Linked DNA regions of Homo sapiens: region 1 is linked to region 2. A link is an interaction called in ENCODE POLR2A ChIA-PET data of the cell type or tissue named here. Cell type or tissue: Caco-2. All regions are shown on one strand. Each heading gives the region's core, and the rest is flanking DNA. Links, peaks and the distances in the headings are about the cores only.

The links. ChIA-PET counts read pairs that join two places held together with the same protein. Peaks named below come from ENCODE experiments on the same cell type or tissue, not always from the same donor. Only the 100,000 strongest peaks of a DNase experiment are listed, where the experiment ranks them.
Region 1: POLR2A ChIA-PET joins it to region 2 with 6 read pairs; 2 of 35 experiments call an interaction of 5 or more read pairs at or near these places.

What each region holds. Positions count from the first base shown.
Region 1 is chr11:4,099,385-4,102,748 of GRCh38, forward strand. RRM1 (ribonucleotide reductase catalytic subunit M1) reads left to right here. Exons shown (of 19, transcript NM_001033.5): 2 at 2,609-2,697. Among named protein-coding and RNA genes, the nearest start is that of RRM1, 6.3 kb to the left of the region's middle. In Caco-2, for the core only: no CTCF peak of the experiment used is centred there; no DNase peak of the experiment used is centred there.
Region 2 is chr11:3,876,195-3,878,694 of GRCh38, forward strand. The region is part of intron 1 of STIM1 (stromal interaction molecule 1); the gene reads left to right. Among named protein-coding and RNA genes, the nearest start is that of PPIAP40, 16 kb to the right of the region's middle. In Caco-2, for the core only: no CTCF peak of the experiment used is centred there; DNase peaks (open chromatin) are centred at 1,287 and 1,537.

The sequences.
Region 1 (3,364 bases), core at 451-2,950, 220 kb after region 2:
CGCCTGCTTTGGCCTCCCAAAGTGCTAGGAATACAGGCTGAGCCACCATGCCCTGCTGGCTAGAGGATTTTAAAAGAGGAAAAGGTCAGTGTGAGTTAAAAGTGGTTGAGGCAGGTTTTATGGAGGTGTGAGATTTGGAGGGTGAGTAGGAGTTAGATGTATGGAAAGGTGGAAGAGGAACCTTTAGGCAGAGTAAGGTATAAGCAATGATGTGGATATGGGAATGGGAAGCCCTCTTGGGACTTATATTTCACAGGGAACAGTTGAAGAGATCTGGGGCCAAACTAAGAAAGGCTTTGCTTGAGAGAAGAGGATAATGTAGGCAGTGAGAAGCAGGGATTAGTGATGTGATAAAATCAACATCTGGCTTGAAAAACTAACCAAGTGGAATGACAGAATAGAGAACTGTGTGTCATTGGACCTTTAGATCTTTAGTCTGCCTCCTATTTTCAAGTGTGAGTTAAGATAATTACCAATGCACTTTTTTTTTTTTGTCAGTTTCCTGATTGACTTCAGAACTTCTGGCAGTTGTAGAATTTTCTTTTTGCTAAGTTGCTTTCCCCCCCCACTGCATGTATAATTGCAGAACGCTAATGTTGCTTTGCAGTTACCTGCCTGCTTAGTTATCCAATTGCTAGAGCACTGAGGTTTCAGTCCCAGTGCCAGCCAGTTAATTTACCCCATTTCAGAGTTAAATGCTGCAGATGTGAGCCTGATGAGAAAATTATCACAATGGTGATCAGAAAGAGAGGGGCTAACATATCAGTGTAGAAGAAAAAGCAACTTGTTCTAGTGATAATGGGTTAATAGTGATGTCTTATTGTTCATTTATTCTTCATCAAATGTTTGAGAACTTGCCTTGTTCTAGGCACTAAATTTGAGAATACAGATGTGAATCAGAGGGCCAAATAAATGTAAACATATTTAGCATGTTTCTTATTGGTTACTTCAGGTTGAGTATCCCTTATTCAAAATGCTTGGGCCCAGAAGTGTTTCGGATTTTGGATTTGTTTCAGATTTTGGAATATTCGCATTATACTTACTGGTTGGGCATCCCTAATCAGAAAATCCAAAATCTGAAATGGTCCAAGGAACATTTTCTTTGAACATTGTGTTGGCATTGAAAAAGTTTTGGATTTTGGAGTGTTTTGGATTTTGGAATTTTGGATTAAGGATACTCAGCCTATAGTTACAATGGATTGTAGGTGCACAAAAGAGACAAAAACTAAATCAGTGTGAGACACTAACATTTATTGAGTGCCTATTGTGTATCACATACTGTGATTTTTTTTTCCCCCATAGGAGCAGCTTTATTTTATAACGAGGTATAGTTGTAACTATGCCAAAGTTGTTACAACAAAAGCACTTTTTACCTTATCTAATTTTATTGTCACAGTAAACTGATTAGGCAAGTAAAATAGATATAATAATTAACCCCTTTCTACAAATGAAGATCTGTGAAATGACTGATTGTGTTTTGTGGCTTGTCTAAGGTTAAGGCTGTTTGGTGGTTGGATATATTCACTATTCCTGGTAAGAATAAATAAAGGTCGGATGAGCTACTATTTGAGGTTAAACTAAGAGTAGTAAGACTTTTTTGTCTAGAAGGACAAAGATATAATCTAAGTCCAAAATCATGAAAAATATTAGGTAAAATATATAGTATGTCAGATGGGGTAAGTGCAATGGAGAAAAAGCACAGAAGGGGAAGGGGGATAAGAAGAGCAAGGGTCCTATTTGGGGCATTGCAATTTAAAATGGAATCATCAGGGAAAGCCACATTGAGAAGGTGATGACATTGAGCAAAAGACCTAAAGGAGATATATAGCAAGAAGGCCAAGTTGTCAAGGTACAATAGGAAGGAAGGTGGGAGAGTTGGAGGTGAAATTGGGAAGTGGGTGCACAGGACAAGTGGTATAGGATTCTGTGGATTTTTTTTTTTTTTTAGTTGGAGTTTCATTCTTGTTGTCCAGGCTGGAATGCAATGGCGTGATCTCAGCTCACTGCAACCTCCGCCTCCTGGGTTCAAACAATTCTCCTGCCTTAGCCTCCCGAATAGCTGGGATTATAGGCCCCTGCCACCATGCCCAGCTAATTTTTTGTATTTTTAGTAGAGACGGGGTTTCACCATATTGATCAGGCTGATCTCGAACTCCTGACCTCCAGTGATCCACACCCCCCCCCGCTCCCTTGGCCTCCCAAAGTGCTGGGATTACAGGTGTGAGCCACTAGGCCTGGCCTGTGGATTGTTATAACAATTTTGACTTTTATTCTGGAGATCATAAGCCACTATTAGGAGTTTTGAAGGAGGTAATGATATGATTCTGAGTTTAACTTTTAAAGGGTAATTTTGGCTGCCATGTGGGATGGGGGAAAAATTTAGGAAATTATCCGTAAACGTCTGTCTGTATAGAATTCATACTCTTTGAAGGTGACATCAGAGAAGACAATCTCTTCATGAATCTTTTGAGGGGGCCTCAATCTTTTCTGTGAAATAGCACTTCATGTTGGTCAATTTACATGTTAATTACATTTGATTCTTTGACATTGTAGTCTTAATAATTGCTAACATGAATTTAATAATTGCTAACATGATTTGATTCTTTAGATGGCCGCCAAGAACGAGTCATGTTTGACAAAATTACATCTCGAATCCAGAAGCTTTGTTATGGACTCAATATGGATTTTGTTGATCCTGTAAGTAAATATGGTTTTTATCTTGGGTTCCTTCTTTCATGTGTTTCTTTCCATTTGTCTCTTATCCCTGGACCTTCATTCACCTGATATACTTTGGTATTCTGGCTATGCCCTTCGATATAAAATTTGAATTCATTGCTTAAAACATTTTTTTTTCCTTAATTTTGGTTCTGTCCTGTGAGTTCTCACTTTTCAGAGAACTATGAATGTGAGTAAAGAGGAAAATTTGATATTAACATTTAATATCAGATATTTCCTTGAGTAAATTGTTTTATTCATTAGTGGAAAAGCCTAGGCCAGGCGCCGTGGCTCACGCCTGTAATCCCAGCACTTTGGGAGGCTGAGGTGGGCAGATCACCTGAGGTCAGGAGTTCAAGACCAGCCTGGCCAACATGGTGAAACCCCGTCTCTACTAAAAATGCAAAAATTAGCCGGGCCTGGTGGTGGGCGCCTGTAATCCCAGCTACTTGGGAGGCAGGAGAATCACTTGAACCTGGGAGGCAGAGGTTGCAGTGAGCCGAGATCGTGCCACTGCACTCCAGCCTGGGCGACAGAGCGAGACTCCCTCTCAAAAAAAAAAAAAAAAGGGAAGCCTAGAGTAAAGCTTGTTTTGGAATTGTGGTTATTTAGGTAGGGACTGGTTTAAAATTTGTTTTTTGTTATTTAT
Region 2 (2,500 bases), core at 1-2,500:
ACTTAGTGGGTGGCTGGAGCCAATTTGCTAGCACTGTAAGGAAGCTTTTGGTTTAAGATATGGCTAGACCTAGGTAGGAAGAAGGATGCAAAATTAATGGATAAACAGACCTAGGTAGGAAGAAGGATGCAAAATTAATGGATAAACAGTTGAATGCTGTTTGGGTAGCAGCTGAGAGGAATTCCTGTGAGTTGAGGGAAAGGACTACATTCATTTCTTTTGTTTTTGGGAGACAGGGTCTCACTCTGTTACTCCAGCTAGAGTGCTATGGTATGATCGTGGTTCACTGCAACCTTGAGCTCTTGGGCTCAAGCAATCCTCCTGCTTCAGCCTCCTGATTAGTTGGGACTACAGGCACATGCCACTACACCTGACTGATTTTATTTTTATTTTTTGTAGAGGCAGGGTTTCACTGTGTTGCCCAGGCTGGTCTCGAACTCCTGGGCTCAAGTGATCCTCCTGCCTCCATCTCCCAAAGTGATGGAATTATGGGCCACTGGGTCTGGCCTTCAATACATGTTTATTGAGTCCTGCCTGGTTGAAGATAAAGAAATACTGATATCTACCTACTAAATACATGATGTGGTAAAATATGGAGGCAGTTTGGTTTAGAATGAAAACCCCATAAAGATAGGGTTCTTGTCTGTCTCATGCACTGTTATGTATTCACCAGGAGTAGTGCCTGGCATGTAGTAGGCTCTCAAAAAATATTTGTTGAAAGAAAGTTTACGATTTGGAATCAGACAGACCAGGTTCATATTTGGGTTCTGCCCAGCCCCTTTACTGAGTGCGTTGCTCAGTTTCTTCATTTATAAATAAAATAGGACTAGGATTAGCTGGTTATTGGGAGAGTTGTTTAAAAAAAAGATTAAAACCTTTTCTATAAGGCTTTACAGTAAGCGCTTAAGGAAAGATAGTTTCTTTCATTTCCCCTTGATGGTTTGCAAAGTGTGATGGGAGTGCAGGGGAAAAAGCAGTTAGAGCTACCTGGGGGAGTCTAGACAATGGCTTCACAGGCTTGATCTGTTAGTGTCTTCCTACAGAACAACATTATTATTATTATTATTATTATTTCCTCACAAAAGGAACTCCCTGGGATTAAGCAAGCATCTTGGAATTGGTATGCCTTGCTTCTCTACATTTCCCATGGTCTTCATGGGAGGGCTGGCTCTTGTCTTTCTAGCAAGGTCACATTTACACTGTAGGTTTGTTCAGAGGTTGTTGTTCCAGAAGAAGCAGCTTTCAGTGGAGACTCTGGACTTAGCTGATTTGCATGGGCTTTTGTAGCCAGCCGTCAATCCCCTATCCCCACCCTGCCAAATACCTCAATAATTGTTAGTTATAGCTTTGAAAACGTGTACTCAGCTTGACTTCTGTTCCGGATCAGTTGTAAATTCTCACATAAGGTAGAGCAGAGTGTGTTTGCTTGGGTTAATCAGGTATTTATAAGTTGACCTTTACTAGTGAATACCTAATTTTTCCCTCATGCCTAAGTAACTCTAGCAGGCCGAGGGCCTTGTTCTCAGGCATTCCCAGAACTGTTGGGAGTTGCAGCAGGTTTGCCTGCCCTTGTCATATATGCACAAGGGCCAGTAGGATTTATCTGTCTCCCAGCAAGGGTGCCCAGGACCTCTCCTTTTATCCTATCATTCTAAAGCACTGGGAATACCAGTCTCCTCTCTCTGATCAGCATTTTAGACACTGATGCTTTCTCTTCTAGTTAGTTTCTTGGGAGAATGAGTAAGCAGGGAGGAATTGTTTGGCTTTCAGGTAAAAAGGACTTCTTGCTTGTGAATTGAAGTCACTAGGCGAGAAGTGAGTAAAGAACATGTTCCTGGATAGGAGTGGTCAAGCGTTGGTAAGTTAGACTTGGTTTGGGGTTAAATGGGCCTGGTGCTCTCTAGGAGTGGAATCAGTAAGGGTCCTGGCTGTGTCCTCATTGCCCTCCTTCGGGAGCTGAGCATTGCTGTAGGGGAGATCTCACATATGGTCTGGGGAGAAGGGAAAGGAGGAGGGTTAAGGAACGAAGAGACAGAGGGAAGAAAAGGGAACTTTTGCTGAGCTGTTTCTCTAGGCTAGGTGCTTTACACCAATAATTTTCTTTAATCTTCACAACAACTTTGTGAGGTAGCTATAATTAGTCTTGTTTTACATATGATGAAACTGAGGCCCAGAGAGGTTAAGCAACTTACCCAAGGTCACAAAGCTAGTTAATGATAATAAGTTATTATTTATCATGTGCCTGAAAAGCACATATGAAGTTTCTTTTTTTTTTTGATCCTATGAAAGATAATTATTACTTCTTCAATGCAAATGAGGAAACTGGGAATTAAAGAGCTTTGGTTACTTGTGGAAGGTCACTCATCTGGCAGTGTCAGTGCAGGGATTTGAAACCAGGTCTGTCTCATTACAGAATGTGTTCCCTTGATGTCCATGTTGCTCTGCAAATGGAAGAGCTGGGATTCAAATGCAGAGTCATGAGAGCAGGGCTTATGTCTTA